4 separate regions of the Mus musculus genome follow, and all the other regions are linked to region 4. The links are chromatin loops, found by intact Hi-C in ENCODE. Cell type or tissue: left cerebral cortex. All regions are shown on one strand. Links, peaks and the distances in the headings refer to the core of each region. The heading gives the core; the rest is flanking DNA.

Region 1 (5,938 bases), core at 518-5,517, 1.1 Mb after region 4:
GCTTCCTAAGCCATAGACAATTTTAGCAGGGAAAAATATGGCTTTTGACAGAATTCTTATCAACTGAAGCATGAGAGGTATGCTATTTGTACATTTTGGGAGCTTCACAATATCAAATCTTACTCACTTGGTTGCTCTTCATTCTCTCTCTCGACACATTCCCAGACCTCACAGCTGCCTCCTCCTGGCTTTGAAAAGAGTGCTAACTTCTCAGGAGCAAGATCTAGGCCTGAAACTCTTGTCTGTTCCATGCAAGTTTTATGGAAGTAAAATGGAACTTGGTGAGCACTTTAAATCTAATTCTTCATCGGGGAAAGTCTGGGGACATCAGAGATCCATGCTATGGAATGGCTACAAGTCAATGAAGACAAAGCACAGAATATGCACAGACTCTCCTCCTGTGATGGAAGTTGGGCATAGTGCATCTTTAGAAAGCCTCAGCCTGTCATCTTTTTAAGGTTAATGTGGAAATTTATATATCTAAACATACATATCAGTTTTGCATATCATGATTGCTGCTATTGTAAGAAAAACTGCATGTTATTAGTACTACTAATTACCCAAGATATTTAAATATTTACAAAATTGCCTGAAGAGTTCAAATAATCAGTAAATATTGCTCACATTGAGAAGGAAAAAAGGGTTTTCCTGAAATTTTACTATAGGGAAATATTATTTTGAAACAAGTAAAATTTCACTAATAGTTGAATTGAAAGTTAGTTCTCAGGAAATCACAAAGTAACAAGTAAAGAGTTTAGGAAACAATCTAGAAACCATCTCTTCCACCCAGAATAACTTTCCCTAAAACAAACAAACAAAAAACGAAAACAAAACAAAGAAACTTTCAGGTGGCATACATTAGTGATTTAGTGTAGTCCCAAACTGTCTTTCCATGTGTTTAACCTCACTTCTCAATGACCCCTAATGGAAGGTTCTAAAAGACCTTCACTATACTAGTAAAGTCACAGAAACTACAAAAACTCAATTGACTCACACTCTGCTTTGAACTCTGGAGCTGAAATAAGATAAAGAGATGATGGGATTTCAAAGTTAGCACTGAGAGAATAGAGCTCATTTACTTGACTGACTTGAAAATTCAAAGCGCCACCTTTCCACAAGAATCTTGCACCCTGCTTCAATTTGCCTACACATCTAAAAAGTCATTTATTCAGACTGCTCAGCTGCTGAACACTCAGGTATTAATTACTAAAGTAGCAATTGCCCGATCCAGTAAACCACTGTAAGTTGTTGAGCCCTGCTGAGACACAGATGGACAAACTGTATGTGGTAGCAGAGTGAGTTTTACTGAGGTCAACAAGAAATCATATATCAGCAAGGTCTTAGACCTGAGAAGGGCCAGTGTTAATTGAGGCTAGTCCCACTGGAAATAAGAGGGCTAAGTGGCCTACCATATACCCTTAGAACATTAATTTAGTTTAAGGTCACAGAATTAAATGATTCACAACTGCTCTCTCAATTCCCCTTGGTATTTGTTCAGTCGCTGTTGCGTAATTAAGTGATTTAGAACTTTTTCCTCCTTCTTTCTCTCTGTGAATTATTTGTACCAGATTGTAAACTTGCTGTCAGTTCTCAGGCTTAGAGACCCAGCATTCTATTCGCTTCAGGGTTCCCTTTGGGGCTAAAAGTCAAGCCATAAGCTAAAGTCTAAATGAAATAAAATGTTTCTTTGTAAACAAATCACTGCTAAAAATTTGGAAGTCAGTGGGTTCAATTTAAAAATCATCTAAAACACACTAAACATAATGTTCTTATTTTAATTATGTCTAAGTTGGGGCACAGGAAGAGGTATTAATTGAAAATCAGTGTGCATAAGTGTACCAGAGCCACAGAGGACAGAGCTATCAAATCACCTAGAGCATTACAGGATGCTGACAGCTACTGCACACAGAGGAACTGACCCTGTGTCCTTGTAAGAGAGTAAGCATCCCTAACCACGAAGCCATCTTTCCAGCCCTAATTAAAATATTTGTAAATTAAAATTAACAGATAATTCAGAATTTATAGGATCTTTAGATGGTTGCTGTGCACATATTCCCAAAAGGGAAGTTCACTATACCATATTTTTCTCCTGGGTTCATAACTGCATTATCAAAGTCATGAAATGGCTTTGCCAACGTCACACAGTGACCGGACTTGAAGGTAGCTCAGATACGGAGTCCTACCCAAAGTTTAACATGAGGAACATATATACTAACATTAGGAAACGTGTTAGAAATTCAGATTCCCAGGCCCTCCTCCATTATGCTAAATCATATCCACGTTGTACAAGACACACTGATCTGTAGCAGAGTATCAATTTTCTTAGTGATCTGTTGGCAAAACAATGTAGCCGTCGGTTGAATTAATCTAGAACATAACCAAAATCTAGGAAAACTGAAGAAAGCATTTTAATCCTATGCTGGATAATTTCAATTACAGCTTTTTGTTGTTAGCTTCTGTAGAAGTAATTCATGAATGCTTTCATGATTAAAATGATATGTGTGTGTGTGTGTGTGTGTGTGTGTGTGTGTGTGTGTGTGTGTGTGTGTGTGTGTGTGTATACATATACGTAGAGGGTTATGTACCTAGTTTTCTACAGAACTGCCCATTCCCTGGGAAAACAGAAAAACTCTAGCCCAGTTATTTCTCAACACGCATACGGAGTGTCATTAAAAGCACACTAGCGCCACCTGCTGAAGCAGTTGAAGGAAAGTTAGCAAAGCGTTCTGCACTTGGATGCATTCCAACCAGGTATTTTCATTAAAATTTTAGTGCTGAGTAATCAGTTTTTCCGAGTCCTGACTCCTCTCCAACTTTGAGCAATTCGAGCAACATAATTCTTATGTTTATGATACTCTAAGAGTATCTTCATCTTGCCTCGCTATACCACAGGGGAAAGAGTTTAAAACCTGCTTCAACATAAAATACCCTATACCTAGAGTAAGTGCACTAGCACAGGTTTGCAATTGTGAAGACTATTATTTCAGTCTATGCCAAAGCTGAACTAGAATCAATGTGAGAGACACACCTAGTAGTCAGTGAACAAGATGTAATAAGTATATTCAAAGCACAGGTTCTCAAGGCCTGGTGGATACTACCACAGTTGGTCTGCTTGTAAGAAAGAAAGCACTCTTTGTGGTATTTTTAGCCTAAAAAGAGATAATATCACCGAATATGAATATCCTTTCTATCTCAGGAAAGCAGATTCTCTTTTAGCTTTAGCTTTATTTACTTCTCCTCCATTCTGAATACCTTTAAAAAAAATGTGCTTCGAATGCCCTCATGCATAAGAAAACAGTAACTGGCCTCCAGAAAAAGCAACTATTTAGAAACTGATACTAGCACTGAGTTAAAATTATAAAATCAGTTGGAACGCTTTTGAAGATACCAAAGTTTTCCAAAAGTTAGCAAGGGTCATTTTTCTCATTTTGATTTTTTTCTTTGCTTTCCTAATGACGATGGTTTGCTACTGCACCTATAAAAGAGACATCATTACGGGATTAAAAGTATCTCCTCTAAAGTTTCCCCTCTGGTATTCTATACAACATAGAAGGAGAAGGGGGAGGAGGGAAAGGAGGAGGAACAGAAGGAGACACATTGAAGAAAATCACTCTTATGTTTTAATAGTCAGTCTTTTTATCTTATTCTTTAATCTTTTTAAAAAGTCTAGTCTTTATTCCCCCTCCAGTTGCCCTCTGACTGTTCCTCATCCCATACCCCCCCCCATCTTCAAGAGGTTGTCCCCACTTCCCCGCCCCCACCCCATCAGACCTCCCTACTCCCTGGGGCCTCAAGTATCTTGAGGGTTAGGTGCATCTTCTCTGACTGAATTCAGACCTGGCAGTCCTCTGCTGTATATGTGTTGGGGGCCTCATATCAGCTGGGGTATGCCACCTGGTTGGTGGTCCAGTGTCTGAGAGATATCAGGGTTAGTTGAGACTGCTGGTCCTGCTACAGGGTTGCCCTCTTCCTCAGCTTCTTCCAGCTTTTCCCTAATTCAACCAGAGGAGTCACTAGCTTCTGTCCATTGCTTGGGTGTAAATATTTGCATCTGACTCTTTCAGCTGCTTTGGAGGCATTTCAGAGGGCACTCATGCTAGACACCTGTTTGTAAGCACACTATAGCATCAGTAATAGTGTCAGGCCTTGGGGCCTCCCCTTGAGCGGGCTCCCAGTTTGAAACTGTCACTGGACATCCTTTCCCTCAGTCTCTTCTCCATGTTTGTCCCTGCAGTTTTTCAAGACAGGAATAATTCTGGGTCAAAGTTTTTTACTATGGGATGGCAACCCCATCCCTCCACTTGATGCTCATTGCTGGTGGGATTGCAAACAGATAAAACCACTCTGGAAATCAATCTGGAGGTTCCTTAGAAAATTGGAAATAGGTCTACCTGAAGACCCAGCTATATTACTCTTGGGCATATACTCAAAAGACGCCCCACCATGCCACAGGGGCACGTGTTCCACTATGTTCATAACGACCTTGTTTGTGATAGCCAGAATCTGGAAACAATCCAGATGTCCCACAACAGAAGAATGGATACAGAAAATGTGGTTCATTTTCACAATGGAGTATTATAATAGTATACTCCACTATTAAGAACAAGGGCATTATGAGTTTTGTAGTCAAATGGATGGAACTAGATAATATCATCCTGAGTAAGGCAACTCAGACCCAAAAGGATATGCATGGTATGTACTCACTGATAAGTGGATATTAGACAAAAAGGTACAGAATTCTCAGGATACAATCCGAAAAACTCAAGAAGGTTAACCAGCCAAAGGGCCCAAGTAAAGATGTCTTGATCCCACTTGGGAGGGAGAAGAAAGCAATTACTGGGAGAAAGGAAGGGAGAGAGGGACCTGGATGGGAAAGGGGACAGACAGGGGAAGAGGGTAACTTAATCATGCATTGGGCTGGGGCGAGACAGAACTGAAGCCCTGAGGATCAGCAGGAAGAATTGAAACAGGCAACCTCAGGAGGTAGGAGGTGGGGGAAATCTCTAGACTGAGTCAGAGACCTGGGAGATAAGAGACTCTGAAAACTCAAAGGGAGGGACCTTAGATGAAATGCCCTACAGTGGGGAGAGGGAACTTACAGAGTCCACTTCCAGTAGAAAGACAGGGCATCAATATAGTCAGTCTCTATGGACTGATGTTACTCCAATATCAGTAAAATTTCTAAGACTTGACTAAAAGAAAAAGAAAACTAATTCGCTAAATGGTACACATCTTCAAAATCCTAAAACACTAATTTAGTATATTAAGAGATGACTAAGCACAAGATCCTCTAAAGAAGCAAGAGCAATGGGAGACTGACTTCAAAAAGTCTCTCAGATCAGAATTTGCATGAAATTGTTTCCATTTTGCTTTTCATATTAGATTTGATTACAATAATTTTAAAAACAAGTATACACCCAGGGTTTGATTAGTTTCTAATTAATCCTCTGATTGAAATTATTTTTATCATTTGCAAAGAAGTTGCACCAGCTAGATTTAAACAGGAAAGAAAAACTTTCAGGACCACTGTAAAAGGGAAAAGACACTGAACTGAACCCTACTGAGATCGAAGGACTGAGGGCACCCCTTGTGGGAAAAGGATCAGAGGTCAGGGCAGAAGTTGGTGAGTAGGATTCGATAGATCCTTTTGTTAGCTAGACTGGTGATAGCAGGCTTAGAGTCTATTAAGGTGAAAGCTTCCCTTTACTCAGCTTTGAAATCCATCTCTCATTGCCTTAGCAAGAGAAAGGAAGATATCACTAATGCCACCCCTTAGGATTCCTGGTCAAAAGAGTGAAATATCCTCGTCCTAGATGAAGACAATCTCTCATGACTCTTGAGTACCTGGTTATGAGATCATCACAGAAAAAAATTGACTCATGAAAGAGCAGACTAAGAAGACAGGAGGAATAATTATTTTCTTAGTGCAGTGCCAAAT
Region 2 (5,938 bases), core at 494-5,493, 1.2 Mb after region 4:
TGATAGAAAGGTCACAGATGCACATCCAGCCTCCTTACGATCACGTTGTTTCTTCTAGGAGCTACTGAAGCCTGAGAGGGGCTGCCACATCTTTTGAGCAAGTCCCAGACTCAGAATGCACAGGCTGACCTTGAACTCAGGAACCTGCCTGCATTTAAATGTGCATGGTTTTATATCTTTATGACAAGGTGGCTCATAGTGCAGCTGCCTATGTTCCTTCAAATCTGTGAAGCCCCTTATACAATTCATATTGCATCCTTATATTTTGCACAGTTGAGAAATTGAATATTTTTGAACTCATGTTTTCAGCATTCCTTCTCACAGCCTTAAGGGCTATCCTGAAGGTCACAGTATGCCACCATTTTGCTGAGACATAGACATGCTCTCACCTCCCCGATCTCTGATTATCACAGAGTTATTAACCTCGCCAGAGAGGTCATACTTGGAGGAACATGAACAAAATACAGACACTGTTACACAGACAAGCCTTACACCACAGCAACCAACAACATTGTGGGGGCCCACACCCTGCTGTCTCTGTTCCAGGGACAAGAAACCATGTCATACTGTCCCTTATGTGGCCATGCCAGACTGGGCAAGTCAGGGCACAACCTGTGTGAGTATATATGATTTAGGCCCAACAAAATCAGAATTTGCCAACCTGTTTTGTGTATGAAGTAAACTTCAAATATTTTAAATTTCTCATAAATGGCAGAAAAGAAGAATAAATATAATTTAAGTCTATTACATGACATTATCTACATAAAAGGCACTGGACCTATGGATGATCATTTCCTGTTAATATAGAGTGCTTGTACATGCATATCATTTAAGGTATAAATGACATACAAGACAGTTGAGACAAAAAACTGGCTACCCACAACAGGAGTCTAAGTTAATCTGTGTAGGATTAAGGTAAAGGAAGAGATATAAACAACATTCAGGAAGACATAACACACTTATGATTTAAGAGATTGTGACGAAAGATGTTCATATTATGGTAAGGCAGAGATGCAAGCCTATATATCCACATTGTAATCTACTGACAGTCCACTAATGCACTGGCTTAAAATTTGTGGTATTTACTGACGATTATACTTTTATACAAGCAACATATTATTTTGGCAACTTTGGTAATTGCAATTGTGTACATATATCACAGAGTCATCTTTATAACATCATAATTAAGGATGCTAGCTCTCTATAATAAATCTACATGCAGTATTTCTGAGTTTGCTTTATAAATTCACAAGGAAAGGATTATTTGACTACAATTTTGGGACAAAAAAATAAAACTTGATCACACACACACACACACACACACACACACACACAAATCTATAGGCTTACTAGAATTATATAGTACATCTTCAAAATGCACAGAATATTTATACATCAAAATTTCTTCCCACACATTAAAAACACAAGTTAGAAAATCTAGGATGATTTATTCTCCAAGCAACTTTAAGTCAAAGTTAAAGATGACTTATTAAGGTCATAAAATCACACTGGATGTTGAAATTTATGGCTTTGCTTTGTTCCCTGTCATTTTGTAACCAAAGCTATTTCTACCCTGCCATAATGTGTACTTTTAATCAGACAGGATTAGCCACAGCAGGGCAAACCGCAAGTCATGAGGACAGAGGACTATAACTCTATGTAAGTAATGGGTTTCTATGGTGCTCCATCTAAATCAAGATTTATTCACCAAATTTTCTACTTCTCTTTCTTAGTAATTTTTCCTCTAAGGAAATCATTTTGACCCCTAAATTTCATCCTTAAAAACATAATTTTAAATGTGTGATTTACCTGCATACTTTGAATGCAACAAACATTAGGCAAAAAGCAAAATCAAACAAACAACAACAAAAACTATATACTCTTGACTTATTAAAAAATTTCTCTTGGATAAAGCAGCATGATAAAGAAATCTAAAGGCCTGAGCAGTTTCATAGTTCAGGCGTCTGCATCTGCTTTAGGCTGGAGGTACCAGTTAAAGCCTTTGTCTGCATCACTCCCCAGTACCATAGTTTGCTTTGAAGCAACTCAGGGTCCTCACAGTCAATAAAATTTTGTCATGATATGGTTGTAAAATTCTTGATCTTATAATCCTATCGACAACTCTTCTAATTCTTCAAAGATGATGTTCTGTTTAATTGATTAAATTATCAGAGGTATAATTGTTCTTCCTCTCCTTAAATGAGAAAGATCATCAAACATTTGAAGTGTCATTGCCTGATTTACTAATTCATTTTATTAATGCGAAGAGCAGCATACCTATACTATGAATTCTCATTCAGGTTCTAATGCACTCTCGGTTTAACAAGACTCATACAACCTGTGGCTTTTCCCCAATGCTCAGCTGTCTGCCCCATGCATGGTTTTCCTGAGCAACGATGGGAACCTAGCGCTGCCTAGTGGTCAATGGTTAGTAGTGATGATAACTTTTTCTGGCAAAGTCTAAAACAATAGAAAGAAAAATTACTCAGCCTTTCTTTTCTCTCTAAACAAAAGAAGCACCTTAAATGAACCATCTCTACATTTGAAAACATATATGTAAAAATATGTTTACAATTATAACAAAATTATCTTGTGAAAATTGTCCAAAGCAGAGACTTTGAAATGCATTGCTGAACAGCTTTTGTGTTCTTATCTGTTCTGTGTTGTTCTGAGAACACAATTCCACAGCAGCAATATTTTATATCCAGAATTATCTATGAAGTGAACCATAGCTTGAAATATTAATGTCTGACAATGAGGAATCATTGGTACTGTTTTTGCCTTGGATGAAGAAACATGATGCTAGGTAGGAAGGACTAAATAAAACACTGCAATATTTTTATGTATATGGCACAGATGTTCATAAAGTTCATAAGATGGGGAAGATTATGAGTGAAAGACTGAGAAATCACTTGGAAAGTGCAAATGCAGGATTAGCCTTCTGCATAAAAACACAACAAGAAGAACACTGAGAAGCCATGAACCCAAGACTTATGAACCCATGAACCCTTGAGCCATAGCCCACAGAGCTATGCTGTGATTCCCTCACATGCCATCTCCTTGTGGGATCCCTTAAACTATAAAAACAAACCCAGAGGGATGTGTGTGTGTGTGTGTGTGTGTGTGTGTGTGTGTGTACAAACAATAGTACAACAGAGGCAGATTCCTGGGCATTGATTACTAGTCAACCCAGCCTACTTTGTGATTTTCAGGTAAAGGAGAGACCCTTTCTTAAAGATGGACAGTGGCTAAGGAATGACATCCAACATTGACATCTGGCCTTCACACGCACACATTCATACATTTGTAAACACAGGCATGCCCACACACAGGCACACAAGCAACTCATTCACTCCCAGATGGAATGACAGTAAGGATGAAACTTTATTTAAGACAATAAATGTAAGTGGTTAAACTCCCTTGCTGAAACATAAATGTTTACAAGCTGTGTCAGTAATATGAAGTACAAGATTATTTTTGTTCACAAATGAAACTATTAAATCCTAATTACAAGCAAAGAAATATAAGAATAACTAAACAAAACCCATAAGTTAAATGTATTAAAATGAAACACAGACAAATTCAAGCCAAAAATCATTAATTGACTAAAGCTCTTCATATTATAATGGTAAAATATTATATTACAATAGTGAAATATTAAAGCAGAAGGATAGCGGATTATCAAAAAGCGCACCAGCACATTTAAACATGTGAACCCCAACTGATAAAATCACACCATTGCATTTGATAAAAAAAATATTATATTGGGCTGGAGAGATGGATCAGTGGTTAAGAGCACTGACTGCTCTTCCAGAGGTCATGAGTTCAAATCCCAGCAACCACATGGTGGCTCACAACCACCTGTAATGAGATCTGATGCCCTCTTCTGGAGTGTCTGAAGATAACTACAGTGAATAATAAATTATATATATAATTTATTATTAAAATATTTTATTAAGACAAGAACAAAATATGTGGGTAATGCAATTATAAATATAACTTAACAGCAGGATATGGTGGTGCATGTCTGTTCTCCCAGCACTCAAGAGGGGGAGGTAGGAGGATTGGGAGTTTGACTACCCTTGGCTATGCAGTAAGTTTGAGGTGAGCTTAGACTACATAGACCTCTGTCAGTTCATAAAATAAAATGAAGATACAATTTTAAAATTATATTTATGCTCACATACAAATGAAAAAAGGAATATATTCTTTGCAAAGGACTATGAAAACTCTATAAAACAATCTTACCATAGTTTAGAGTGCAACAAAAACATCAATAAATTCCAAATAATAAGGACCCCATGGGTCATTTTATCTGGCCACGATGTAACAAAATTGTAAATAATGACTACTAAAAAAAAAACCCATTCACTTCTTGAAAATTAACAAGTTCTCCAAAGAACTTTTATAGAAAGTAAAAAACACAAAAACAAAAACAAAATCTCTACTGACTCTAATTACAGTGAAAATTAAGATGTGACAGATCAACTTCATTTGTATGATGAAAGGCATTTTAGAACATAGGTTCACATCAATGAGTTTCCATTCCTTAGAGGGAAAAAGGAAGTAATCTAACTCAAGAAACTGCACAGTGGACATCAGAGGTAGACAAGAGGCAGAAAATAATAAAGGCTGTAATAGAATCAATTAATTACAAAGCCCAGAATTACCTTAGAACTAGTCTGTACTGGGCTTCCCAGAAGCTATTGAAGTTTTCAAATAATTATTTTCTTTAATTATTAACTCAAAGTTTTGTACAATACTGAAATCATTTAGCAAACAATACTACAAATGTGGTGAAGTATACTACATCTACATCTGGTGTCCCAATTTCTTTCAGGAAGTTTCCTGTACATGGCAGGAAAAATAGTATTTTGAGAGACTTGAGGATCAGAGGAGCTATCTAAGACAGTGGTTTTCAACATCTGGGTTTCAACCCCATGAAGGGTCACATGTTAGATATCACACATATCAGATATTTCCATTACAACTCATAACAGTAGCAAAATTACAGTTATGAAGTAGCAACAAAACAAGGGTTGGGGGCCACCACAACATGAGGAGTGTTGAAGGGTCACAGCATTAGAAAGCTGAGAAGCACTGGTCTAAGAGAACAGAAGCACCTCATTTGTTGACATGGAGAGAAAAAGTAGGAAGATAATAAGAGGGGTTGGCAAGAGGGCTGAGCTGGTGAAGACACTTACTGCTGGTCCTACCAATCTGTGTTCCATCTATGGTGGTAGCCCAATGATGGAAAGAAAGAACCATCTCTCACAAACTGCCCTCTGACCCCCATGCAACAGCATAAACATGCATTACACACACACAAAATCAATCTTTGTACCTAAAAATCAATGTCTCCACTGTGATGATGAAACTTTAAGAGACGAAAACTAGTTGAAGGTCATGGGAACTTTATGGGTACATTGTTGCTGTATGTGGGAGTAGTCTGATCTGTTAGACATAGATTAGTTCCCTAGAAATTGGGTCATTACTAAAAAAGAGAGCCTGCCCTCTCCCAAAGCTCTTGTTTTTAATCTTGGCATGGAACCCTTCCACATGTGCCTTGGATACAGTGACGACTCCACCAGATATCCCTTCACCAGAGTTGAGCAGGTAATAGGCTTTTGAACTTCTAGAACTGTAAGCTAAATAGACTTGTTTTCTTCATAAGGTCCTCATGTCATACCAATGGAGTGGGACAAACTATATTTGAAGACAGGGCTGTTGTGTGTGTGTGTGTGTGTGTCCATCTGTCTGTCTGTATCTGTGCGCATATATATGTAAATGCATGTATATGATGTGTGTGTGTGCTTTGCACACATGTATGCGGATGCATGAGCTTGTGTGCTTGCAGAAGCTTGAAGAAAATATTAGGTGCCTACCCTATCACTTTTTGCCCTATTTTAGGGGGACAGGGTCTCTCACTGAACCACAA
Region 3 (5,000 bases), core at 1-5,000, 180 kb before region 4:
GAAACATTCACATCCTCCAGTGTGCATGATCTTAAGATACAATACACTGAAGGCAAAGGAAAACTGTGGAACCAGAAATTCAAAGAACTGGCTCACTCTTAAAATGACTTTCTTTTATTTTTTGAGATTATAGTATAGTTACAATTTGCCCCTTTCCTACCTCCAAGTCTTCCTGTGTAACCTTCCTTGCTCTCTTTCAAATTCATAGTCTTCTTTTCATTATATATAATATATGTGTATGTATATTTATGTATATGTGTATATGTATAATAGATAAATAGATAGATAGATAGATAGATAGATAGATAGATAGATAGATAGATAGATGATATATATAAAGAGAGAAAGAAAGAAAGATTGACATATATAGATGGATGAATGGGCAGTTGAATTAAGGAAGGTAACCTTTCTTGTAGAAAAGATTGAATAAATTAAATATAAGATAGATCGAGAGATAGATAGATAGATAGATAGATAGATAGATAGACTGATAGATACATAGCTATATAGATATATAAATAGACAGAAAGACAGGTAGACAGATGACAGGTGATAAATAGATGTGACAGATGATAGAGGTAGATGATAGATAGATGTATGCATGCATAGATGGGTGATAAAGAATAAACAGACACATGATAGATGGATAAGTAGATGACAGACAGACAGACAGACAGATAGACTGACAGATGATAAATTGGTTGTACATGGACCTAGCTTGTAAATGTTTTACAGGAATAAGATTGGCCAATGTGGAAATGTATTACTCACTTTTAGACTTTATAAGTTATTTATTATCATTTTTATAAGTAACATTATATAATAATAGCCAGTGTAATATGTAGATAAGGTATAAAGAAGAATTAAAAATCTCCCAAATAGATATTATATTGCTAAACATTAGCAGAATTAAGTACCTACCATATATGGTAAAACCAGATTCTCTATAAACATAATGCTCTTCAAGAATTTTGTTGTTTCTGAAATCAAATGGGTAAATTTAAGAAAAGTGATATATACAGATAAGAATATATAAAACATATTTTTCACATTTTTCTAGTTAACAATATGCAACAATAATATTATTTTTGATTGAGCTACTCTTCAAAAATTTATTTGAGAATGTATGCAGAGGAGTTTTTGAAACTAGAGAAATGTGACACATTTAGTCGCAAATATTCATGCCACGATTTGTCTCATTGAAATTGCATTAAATATTTGACATTAAATAAGTGTAGATGTTATTTTACCGTAAAGATTGGCATCCCACACCGGCCAGACCCATTCTGTCTCCAGTTGTAACTTGTGAGGGCGTCTAAGGAAGCCAGCAGTCAGACAGGAGTGGCTTCCTAGCAGCCCTTGCTTTACCATCTGAATGCTACTCAGTTTCTTTCACTTTCATTTTTGAAAGTTTAATCTTATGATCTTTAAAACATTTCTTGCAGGGATGGAGAGCTGGCTCTGCATTTAAGAGCATCCGCTGTTCTTCCAGAGGCCCCTAGTTCAGTTCCCATGCTAGCACAGTTTCCTTACAAACCAAGTCAGATTCTCTGATCTTACATTTTTGATATTGATTTTTCTCCTGGATGTAAGCCACAGTTAATCATTATTTCTGCTCTTCTTTACCCCCCTTTACATTTAAGTAAATGTCTATGTAATTAACAAATATGGTAATGATGAAAAGGAAGTTACTTCACCTCTCAAAATCCTGCCCATCTGATGAATAAAATAGTAATGAATCCACACTACATTTATCATGTGTGTGAGACCAGTATTTGTAGATCTTGAGAGGCCAGTAAAACCTGAGCAATCAATCAGAGCTTGCTTTAGCGAAATGATTTTATTCTAATACTCTCCCTTACAAAAGGAAAAGATTAACTTGTCCCTTGTATTTAATCTTTGAGTATATTGACTCAATCTCCCAGTGCATTGATTTATAAACATCTGCATGTACGTCGTGGTTACTGCTCTCTGCAGGAAGAGTCGTACACTTTCTTCCTCGTGGAGGTTTTATCAATGTAGAGCAAGGTTATTGTTCTTATTAGGAAGGATGAAGGGAAACTCTAGGGCTAAACTGAACGTCGTCGCATAATTATGTAGTGAGTGATGCGGCCTGATTACAGAAGTGCTCGCAGCTGAAAATGTGGGTGGAGAAAATATCTGACAGGGGTGGTTGAGACACTTTTAGTCTGTTAGCTACAATGATAGGTTTTACTGTATGTCAATTCCCGTGCTTTTAGCTAGAATTAAAATTTTACTACATGTGCCCGATGAAAATTTTCCTAACAGATTTTTTTTTTTTAATTTAAAGTATTTGAGTGTATTGTTTGCTTACTATACCTCACACTTTAGATTATGAAAACAACTAGGTAAATTCTCTTAGGATACCATGAAAAAATAGATATACTATCCGTGAAGGAATATAACTCTTTGTTTCCTATATGTACCTTTGACTTTTTATTTATTTTTTCGCAGAACTTGGAATTAATTTTGATCACATATGGCAGAAAACCTTGACGGTGCTAAACCCAATGAAGCCAGCAGATGGCAGCATCATGAATGAAACGGATCTCACAGGACCCATCCTTTTCTGTGTGGCTCTGGGAGCCACATTGCTTATGGTATCTTCCGACAGCCAAACTGACATTTCTTGACTTGTCTTTATGAGTGCTACTTTTGAAGAGATCTCTAGAAAAAAAAAAACAGAAGAAATTTGCTTTTTCTCATGCCTTAGGATATGACCTTGTATCCCATCACATTAACAAATAGGTATAGAGATACATGACAATAACGCCAGTACTCGGAACCATGGTGCTTCCTAGTCAGCAGTCCAGCCATTCCATGGTTAGATACAGAAGGTAGGCTCAGTTAAACAGCCTCTCTCAGCACACATACATGAATATGTACATACAAATGCATACACACATGAAGACCCCTATACACACACACACACACACACACACACACACACACACACAAGTAGTTTCTTCTAATGCAGCTATATATTTCAAATGTGGTTTAAAAAGTATGTGTGACTACATACGTGATTTCTTACCCTTTGTTAAATTTAAAATACTACCCAGTCAGGGTACTGAATGCAATCTAGTTTCGGAGTGACCAGTGATCACATTCTTTTCCTCCTATATAACAGCCAGCGATAACAAGCTCCCTCCTTTTAGCACAAATAAAACGCCAACACTGTCTAACTCAAACCCTGTCAACCAGAGTGCCCACTTATTCTCAGGGCTCCCTTCTCTTTTTTACAGTAATGTGTTAGTCTTGATTCAGCTACTATGTAAGGCCATGGCAATTAATCAAATAGTCAGAAACAATCAATATAGTATATTAACCCATCTTTCTCTTGCAAGTCATTTGTAATATAACAACTGTTTGTTTCTCTGTGGAATATGTTACGAATACCATCTCTTAAAGGACAGTGGTGCTAGTGTCATCATCAAGATCACTCTTGGATGCATAAAGCTAGTAGGAGTTATTTAAGTACCTTCTCTTGCCTGTCATTCCAACCCTGAGGAGATGGGCATATAAAGTACACGCATCTGACCAGACCGAACTATTTAACAAGATCCCGTCTCATAAAAGAAGACTGGAATGTAGGTCAGTGGTAGAGCTGGTACTCAAAGTCTACGAGGTCTGGAACTTGATCCTCTGAACTACAGGGAGCTTTGGTTAGCATTTGAATCGAAGAACACTAAGCATTTTAGATCAAGATGAACTAATAAAAATCAATTGTCTAGGTAGGGTTTAGACATTTGAGGTAAAAACCCAGACACCTTATTTTCCATTTCAATATTAAACCTTTCTTAGCATTTGAAACAAACTCTTAAAATAACATTATTAGTGATACTAACTGTAAATTTCTAAGACTGTAGTAGATGTTTTATTCTTCTCATCAATCATTCAGCTATGCAGTAAATATGGGGCAAAAAGAGTTTCACTCCTGTCACACTCTATAGGTAATGCTTGGTTTAAAAAGCTACACTGGCAATACTTCCTATTTTTGTAGCATGACTAGCCTGTCCCAAATTGTATATATGTATATAAATACACATATATAATTTAATTATATGTAATAGATACATGTTATCAAGGTGTTTATTTTGGAGATTATAATTCTTGTTATAGGCGGTGGGTTTTTTATACTTTAACCAGAATCCTCAGTGACCTGGTGATGTATCTACTATGATATTCAGTAGCATCTAGTACACTTTCAAATGTTTTGATTTCTAATTTTTTTCTTTGCGTTGCTTCAGGCTGGAAAAGCCCAGTTTGGTTATGTATACGGCATGAGTGCCATTGGCTGCCTTGGGATTCACGCCTTACTGAACTTGATGAGCAACTCCGGGGTGTCATATGGCTGTGTGGCCAGTGTGCTGGGATACTGCTTGCTCCCCATGGTCCTCTTGTCCAGCTGTGCAGTCTTCTTTTCACTGCAGTAAGTGTCTGTGCTAAATGATCCCGCATGCACAATCTTTGTCCATGCCTGCCAGACCAGGAAAATCAGGAAGGTTTCTTAACATTTTGTCAATGGAAATGGAAGGATTATGCTTATTAAAAGCTACACATATATTCGGGGGTGGGGGTGGGAAAGTAGGTCAATTTGGCTGGGGAGCTGCTCCTATTTAACTAGTTTAAAAAATAAATCCAACCATGTAATATTTAAAACTTGTACCTTTAAGTTGTCACATTCTTCAATATAAACTATTGGCATGGGTAATATAACAACTGAAGGAAATTCACTTATTTGATTTTGGAAGAGTAAATGCCTGCTGAATTCTGACAAATTACTTCAGTGCCCAGGCATCTGCCTTCTGGGCTAGAAAGAACTGCTATTTCTCAGCTGGGCTCCTCACAGCAGAGGACTCACAGGAACCCTGATGAGGATATTAATTCTGGAGAACTTAACAGCATACAGGCTCAGTCAATACAAGTTTTGCCTTTTCTTTCTTCATTTAGGCAGCTGGCATTTGCAATTCTAAACT
Region 4 (5,938 bases), core at 518-5,517:
AAGGTATGCAGAAGGAAGAGATTAAGGAGAAACACTCAATCAATGTTGAAGAGATAATTTTCAAAAGCAATATGTGACACAATACCACTCGCAATGAGATTTACTATGAATTACTAGAGTGATTTTACTTAGAGTATAAAATTCTGACCATCTCATAAGTTTGTTTTATGTAACACCAATGAAAATACATCTTAAGCTGATAGCATCAGTAATCTCTTGTTTCTGTGTCCATATTCATATTTGTCTGTATATCCATTTCATTAGAATGCAAGAGTCTGCACCATCCTCATCATTCGGGACATTTACTTCATGATAAATGGGCCTCATTAGTAGCAGTTTGAGGCATTATTACTTATTCATCTATGAAAGTTATAAAACTTTTCTTAATTCATTTTCCAGAAACCATTATTTTAAAGGACAAATATTTTCTTATTCTTCAAATGAGGTAGAAGACAATGTACCTTTTCGGATTGTTTCCAACGTTCTATTTAAGCATTTAAGAAAAAAAAAAAAGGACTTAAATCAATTTTACTTCTCAATTTTATTTATCAACATAACTTGAGGATGAGGTATTATGTTTGAGTAAGAGGAGTCAGTGAACATGCCTATTGCAAGCCTTCTTTTAAGTCTTAATCATTTGACAAAAGTATTGTGTCCTTTCATTGGTCCATTAAGCTCAGGCTGCCTCAGGTAATCTAACTTTCAAAATTGATGTAGCATTCTCTGTGGATGCGGCTTATAAGAATCAATGAATTAAATATAGTTTGTAATGCCCAAATAATAGGATATTCATCATTTATGAAAATGTAAGGTTATACCCGAATCTCAAATCCATTACTATTTGGGTGATTTTGAGTGGGAGGAACCATAGAGAAGCATTTGGGGTGGGGATTATAACAGTAAAGTTTGTATGTAATTTTTATTTATAAATACTTTTGGAGCAAACTCCTTTGTGTCTCAAAACTCCATATTCAGTTTAGCATTTTGTAAGACAATGATTCCCATTTATGGTCATTAAGTTACACCTAGTGCTGGACAGCCTGTTAAATTATCTAGCAATGGAAAGGAATTTCTCTTCTGAATTTCAGTCTTCTTTTTCCATCACAAATAACGCTGATTTGTATTTGTGAGCAGAGCACTAGAGTTAGGGAGACAACAAAGCATAAGTCATCCTCTTGCTCTGAGAGACTGCAAGGGAAATAAAAAGAAGGATGGATCAGGAGGATCAAGATTAGAAAAAAATAAAATAAAATTGTCCCCTTTCTGTCTCTTCCTCAACTTCTGTGCATCAACTTTTGTGACCTTGGTTGCAGAGAGTTGCTTTGTTACTCATAGTCCTTTATTGCTTTTGTGAAATGGAATCAAACTTATGAGTTTTAAATCCTAACAGGATGTAGAATATCAGTTACAATCACGTCATTTGATGCCAAGGGATAGGTAAAGGGGGATCTGCCTCTCTCTCTCTCTCTCTCTCTCTCTCTCTCTCTCTCTCTGTATACACACACACACACACACACACACACACACACACACACACACACAATCACACACACACTTTAAAGATACAATAGTTGGGATTCAACTCCACCTAGCTCACAGCCCCCAGCCCTTTAACAAACACAGCCCAAACGCCAGTATCTGCAACACAATAGCTGAGAATTCAGGTTATAGGCCCTCTCTTTGAAGAGAGTAAAGCTAGTTTTGTTAAGGAGGAAGATAAGAAAGAATTGGGGGCGGGGTGCGGAGAGAAAATAAATGAGATTCTGTTGCAATGAAGAGAGTTGTAGTCCACTTTCTCTGGATTCTTTGTGTTGTCCTCTTCAGCTTTGTCCCATCCTGTCTTTCTCCTTTTGCCCCTGCCCTCATCCCAGTTCCCTAGCTCTGGAGTCGCCAGGCCAGCCCCAGAGCCTATCCCTTTAAATGACAGCTGTGGCTCCAGTCCCAGTTCGGAGCTTGACGTCAGTGCCACCTCCTGGGCTGCTAGTAGTTAGCGCCGGCGCCGGCGCTCCCGGCTGAGGCGCGCTGGCTCGCCTGCAGCCGGGGGTGAGTTTTCTTCGCTCCGGCCCCGCCTCCTGCCCTCCCCTCGGAGAGCCGCGCGCAGCCCCCGAACCTCCTCTCCAAGTCTCTCGCACAGTTGCAGTCGGTCACCCTAAAGGAGCAGCCGTGCTCGCTCGCGGAGGTCCATTCCTGAGAGTCTCTCCCCGATGGAGCTTGGGCGCCTCCGACGCCGCTGCTGCCGGGAACCCTGAGCAGCGCCGGGTGCCCTGAGGACCGCGCCGGCCAGCCAGAGAGTGCAGGGCTACCGGGCGCACGCCGAGGACCCGGGACCTCGAGGCTCTGGGAAGCACTCCGTGCGGCTCTCCTGGGTCACCTGGCCGGTGGCTGGGACCATGGCTCTGAAGGACACGGGCAGCGGCGGCAGCACCATCCTCCCGATCAGCGAGATGGTGTCCGCGTCCAGCTCTCCCGGCGCTCCGCTGGCCGCCGCCCCGGGGCCCTGCGCCCCGTCGCCCTTCCCCGAGGTAGTGGAGCTGAATGTTGGCGGCCAGGTTTATGTGACCAAGCATTCGACGTTACTCAGCGTCCCGGACAGCACTCTGGCCAGCATGTTCTCACCCTCTAGTCCCCGGGGCGGCGCTAGGCGCCGGGGCGACTTGCCCAGGGACAGCCGCGCGCGCTTCTTCATCGACCGCGACGGCTTCCTCTTTAGGTACGTGCTGGATTACCTGCGCGACAAGCAGCTGGCACTGCCCGAGCACTTTCCCGAGAAGGAGAGGCTCCTGCGCGAAGCAGAGTTCTTTCAGCTCACCGACCTGGTCAAGCTGCTGTCGCCCAAGGTCACCAAGCAGAACTCGCTCAACGATGAGTGCTGCCAGAGCGACCTGGAGGACAACGTTTCCCAGGGCAGCAGCGACGCACTGCTGCTGCGTGGGGCGGCGGCTGGCGCGCCCTCGGGCTCTGGGGCACATGGTGTCAGTGGTGTAGTCGGTGGTGGCAGCGCTCCGGACAAGCGCTCTGGGTTCCTCACCCTGGGCTACCGTGGCTCTTACACCACGGTGCGAGATAACCAGGCAGATGCCAAGTTCAGGCGTGTGGCGCGCATCATGGTGTGTGGGCGCATAGCCTTGGCCAAGGAGGTCTTTGGGGACACTCTTAATGAGAGTCGCGACCCTGACCGTCAGCCTGAGAAGTACACATCCCGCTTCTACCTCAAGTTCACCTACTTGGAGCAGGCGTTCGATCGACTGTCTGAGGCCGGCTTCCACATGGTGGCGTGCAACTCCTCTGGCACTGCCGCCTTTGTCAACCAGTACCGAGACGACAAGATCTGGAGCAGTTACACTGAATACATCTTCTTCCGTAAGTTAGCAACCTAGCTACCTATGTATGCATCTCACACCCTTTCTCTGACATTGTTGACTGGAGGCGGGGGAAGTCCCGCTGTGGCCCAGAAGGGATGTCCCCTGCCAGAGTGCCCTGGCGGCAAGCCTGATAATCTGTACTAGCAGTTCTCCCGCCAGCATCCCTTGAGCAGTGCAGAGTACTCATCCCTTCCTCCCCCATCCCTGGATTCAGGCTCTCTTCCTGAACTTATTGATTTCTGCCTTCTTGCCCCGCCTAGCCCCAGGATGCTCTAGAAACTCTTCACTGCATAGGATTAAGAGGAGGGATGACAGTAGTGTGTGTGTGTGTGTGTGTGTGTGTGTGTGTGTGTGTGTGTGTGTGTTTGTGTGTGTGTGCCTATAGGCCCTCCTTCTCTTGTTTGATGTGAGTTTAGGGGGTCAGTTTCTTTGATCATTTCTTTAAAGGGCTAAGTGAAATGGGGACAGCGCCAAGAAAAATGCCAAGATTAGCTCCTGTGCGGTTCTACGCGCAAGAGCTCCAGTTGCGTGTGGTTTTGGAAGGACACAACTCATGAAATGGTGACTGTGCTTCTAGAATAGCCCCTCCTGAGACCTGGCACATGAGGGCTGCTGCTGTAAAATGACCTCCATTAATTAGTAACATACAGGTTTTCCTCTGTCATCCACCCTCTAAGTAACTACCCAATGTTATGGACAGACGTCAGAGAGGAGAAATGAGTTTTGGCTTCAGAGTGAGGCTCTCAGGATTAGAGAGTCCAAAAGGGGACAGGCGTTTGCATGCCATGAGTGTGTGTGTGTGTGTGTGTGTGTGTGTGTGTGTGTGTGTGTTTACCTAAAGGGGTAGAGTGTTGAATCAATTGAGCTCAAAACCTCAACTAAACAGTCTTAGTATGCAGGGGCATGTAGATATATATTGAATGGGGCTAAGATTCCAAAGTAAGCAAAGTAAAACTCCCGTGGGGATGGAGGCAGGGAAATTATTTGGTTTGCACTTTCATTTGGCAAGATACAAGAAGCTTTAAAAGCCGTGTAAGTGTGTGTGTGTGTGTGTGTGTGTGTGTGTGTGTGTTGTGTGTGTGTGTGTTCAGCAGGGTGGGGACAGCACTAAAAGCCTCTAATGGAAGTAACCTGGCTCTCATTGTGTTTGCCTTACTAAGTAGCTCTCAATTGCAAAGCAAAAATGATTAATTTTCTACACTTGAGCAGAGAGCCGGGGAAAGAGGCCTCTCCTTCTGCAGGTGCAGGGTTGATTGACACACAATTCAGTGCCAGTATGTTTTTGGTAACCTTGGAGGCAGAGTGAGTGGCAACACTTTGCTTCTGAAAGTTAGGTGACATTTTGAGACAGTGTTGGAGTTCCTAAGGAGAGCTCTGCTGCAGGGGAGCAAATGCATATCCACTGAAGAATGCATAAAGATCCAACCCCATTTACTGATTTATCATTTATGACGGTCTTCCCACGCAGGCCACGCTGGCCTTCAATTCTTAGTCCTCCTGCCTCTTCCTTCTGAAGGCTATCATCCAGTACTGCTGCTACAGGCCTGGCTCCTTGTTTTGTTTATCTCAAACACTCTTTGTTACACAGTTTAAAAGACCAGTATTTGGGAAAGCACAAAAAGGATGTTAATATTTTCTTGTGTAAAAGTAGCATCTCTTGCATCTACATTAAGCAATTAAAATATTTAAAATTAAATAAGGTCCTCCTTATCGTTGAGATCCTTATCTGGATTTGGATGCATTAAGGCTCTAAGTCAATTCATCAAGGATATGTTTCTAACCATTTCAGAATATGATGTGAAGTGAGTGTTTAATTTCACATGGTTAGTATTCTTTTGTGGGTTGGTTTTGGTTTTGTTTTATTACAGAAGATATAAACATGAGTGCTGTTAATGATTTTGTTTTTAATTGCAGGGTTAAATCAGCAAGCACTGACTAGACTGATGGGGATGGTTTTTCAGGAACACAGACACACACACACATACACACACACACCACACACACACACACACACACACACACACACACACACACACACAATGTTTTAAAACTTCTTGTATCTTGCCAAGCAAAAGTGCTAGCTAAATAATTTCCCTGCTTCCATCCCTACCTGAGTTTTACTTTGGTCACCTTGGAAGCTTAGTCCCATCCAATACATACCTACAAAGCGCTACATATTAAAACTGTGTTTAGTTGAGATTTGAACTCAAGTTGATTCTACATTCCGCCCCTTTAGTCTTGAGCAGTAGTTCATGCTGGTCTCCTGACACCGAGTACAGAGACTCTAGGCATTTACCAGCATATCTGGCTAAGTTTAAGTACTGATTTTATGGAGTTATGTTTCTTAGTTTCTTAATTTCAGTCATTCCTATTTTGTCCCCTAATAAAGGGGAAGAAAAGGAAACATGCTCATTACAAAGAGAAAATACAGTCTGTCAATTAAGGCAAAACAATGCCACTCAATAACAACTTGAAATTAGAAGTTGCTAATTTAATTTTAAAAGATGATTTGAAAATCACCTAAAATTTAGTGTCTGTTGCATATTTTGAAGATAAGACATTAAATACAAATCATA

The links. A loop is a pair of places that touch in the nucleus more often than their neighbours do. Peaks named below come from ENCODE experiments on the same cell type or tissue, not always from the same donor. Only the 100,000 strongest peaks of a DNase experiment are listed, where the experiment ranks them.
Region 1: it touches region 4 in a loop (6-fold over the local background); 6 of 42 quality-filtered maps call a loop at or near these places.
Region 2: a loop joins it to region 4, with 2.9 times the contacts of the local background. A loop is called at or near these places in 4 of 42 quality-filtered maps.
Region 3: it touches region 4 in a loop (8-fold over the local background); 12 of 42 quality-filtered maps call a loop at or near these places.

What each region holds. Positions count from the first base shown.
Region 1 is chr5:68,249,632-68,255,569 of GRCm38, reverse strand. No RefSeq gene overlaps it. Among named protein-coding and RNA genes, the nearest start is that of Grxcr1, 220 kb to the right of the region's middle. In left cerebral cortex, for the core only: a CTCF peak has its summit at 2,710 (motif pointing left); a DNase peak (open chromatin) is centred at 2,688.
Region 2 is chr5:68,125,074-68,131,011 of GRCm38, reverse strand. The region is part of intron 2 of Grxcr1 (glutaredoxin, cysteine rich 1); the gene reads right to left. Among named protein-coding and RNA genes, the nearest start is that of Grxcr1, 96 kb to the right of the region's middle. In left cerebral cortex, for the core only: a CTCF peak has its summit at 2,423; a DNase peak (open chromatin) is centred at 2,393.
Region 3 is chr5:69,518,646-69,523,645 of GRCm38, reverse strand. It overlaps Yipf7 (Yip1 domain family, member 7), which reads left to right. Exons shown (of 6, transcript NM_023784.5): 4 at 2,476-2,621; 5 at 4,272-4,453. Among named protein-coding and RNA genes, the nearest start is that of Yipf7, 22 kb to the left of the region's middle. In left cerebral cortex, for the core only: a CTCF peak has its summit at 2,523 (motif pointing right); a DNase peak (open chromatin) is centred at 2,552.
Region 4 is chr5:69,337,754-69,343,691 of GRCm38, reverse strand. Kctd8 (potassium channel tetramerisation domain containing 8) reads left to right here and starts at 1,983. Exons shown (of 2, transcript NM_175519.5): 1 at 1,983-3,360. The coding sequence starts at 2,391. In left cerebral cortex, for the core only: CTCF peaks have their summits at 2,050 and 3,286; DNase peaks (open chromatin) are centred at 2,875, 3,318, 3,829, 4,551 and 3 more places; H3K4me3 peaks cover 2,029 bases; H3K27ac peaks cover 993 bases.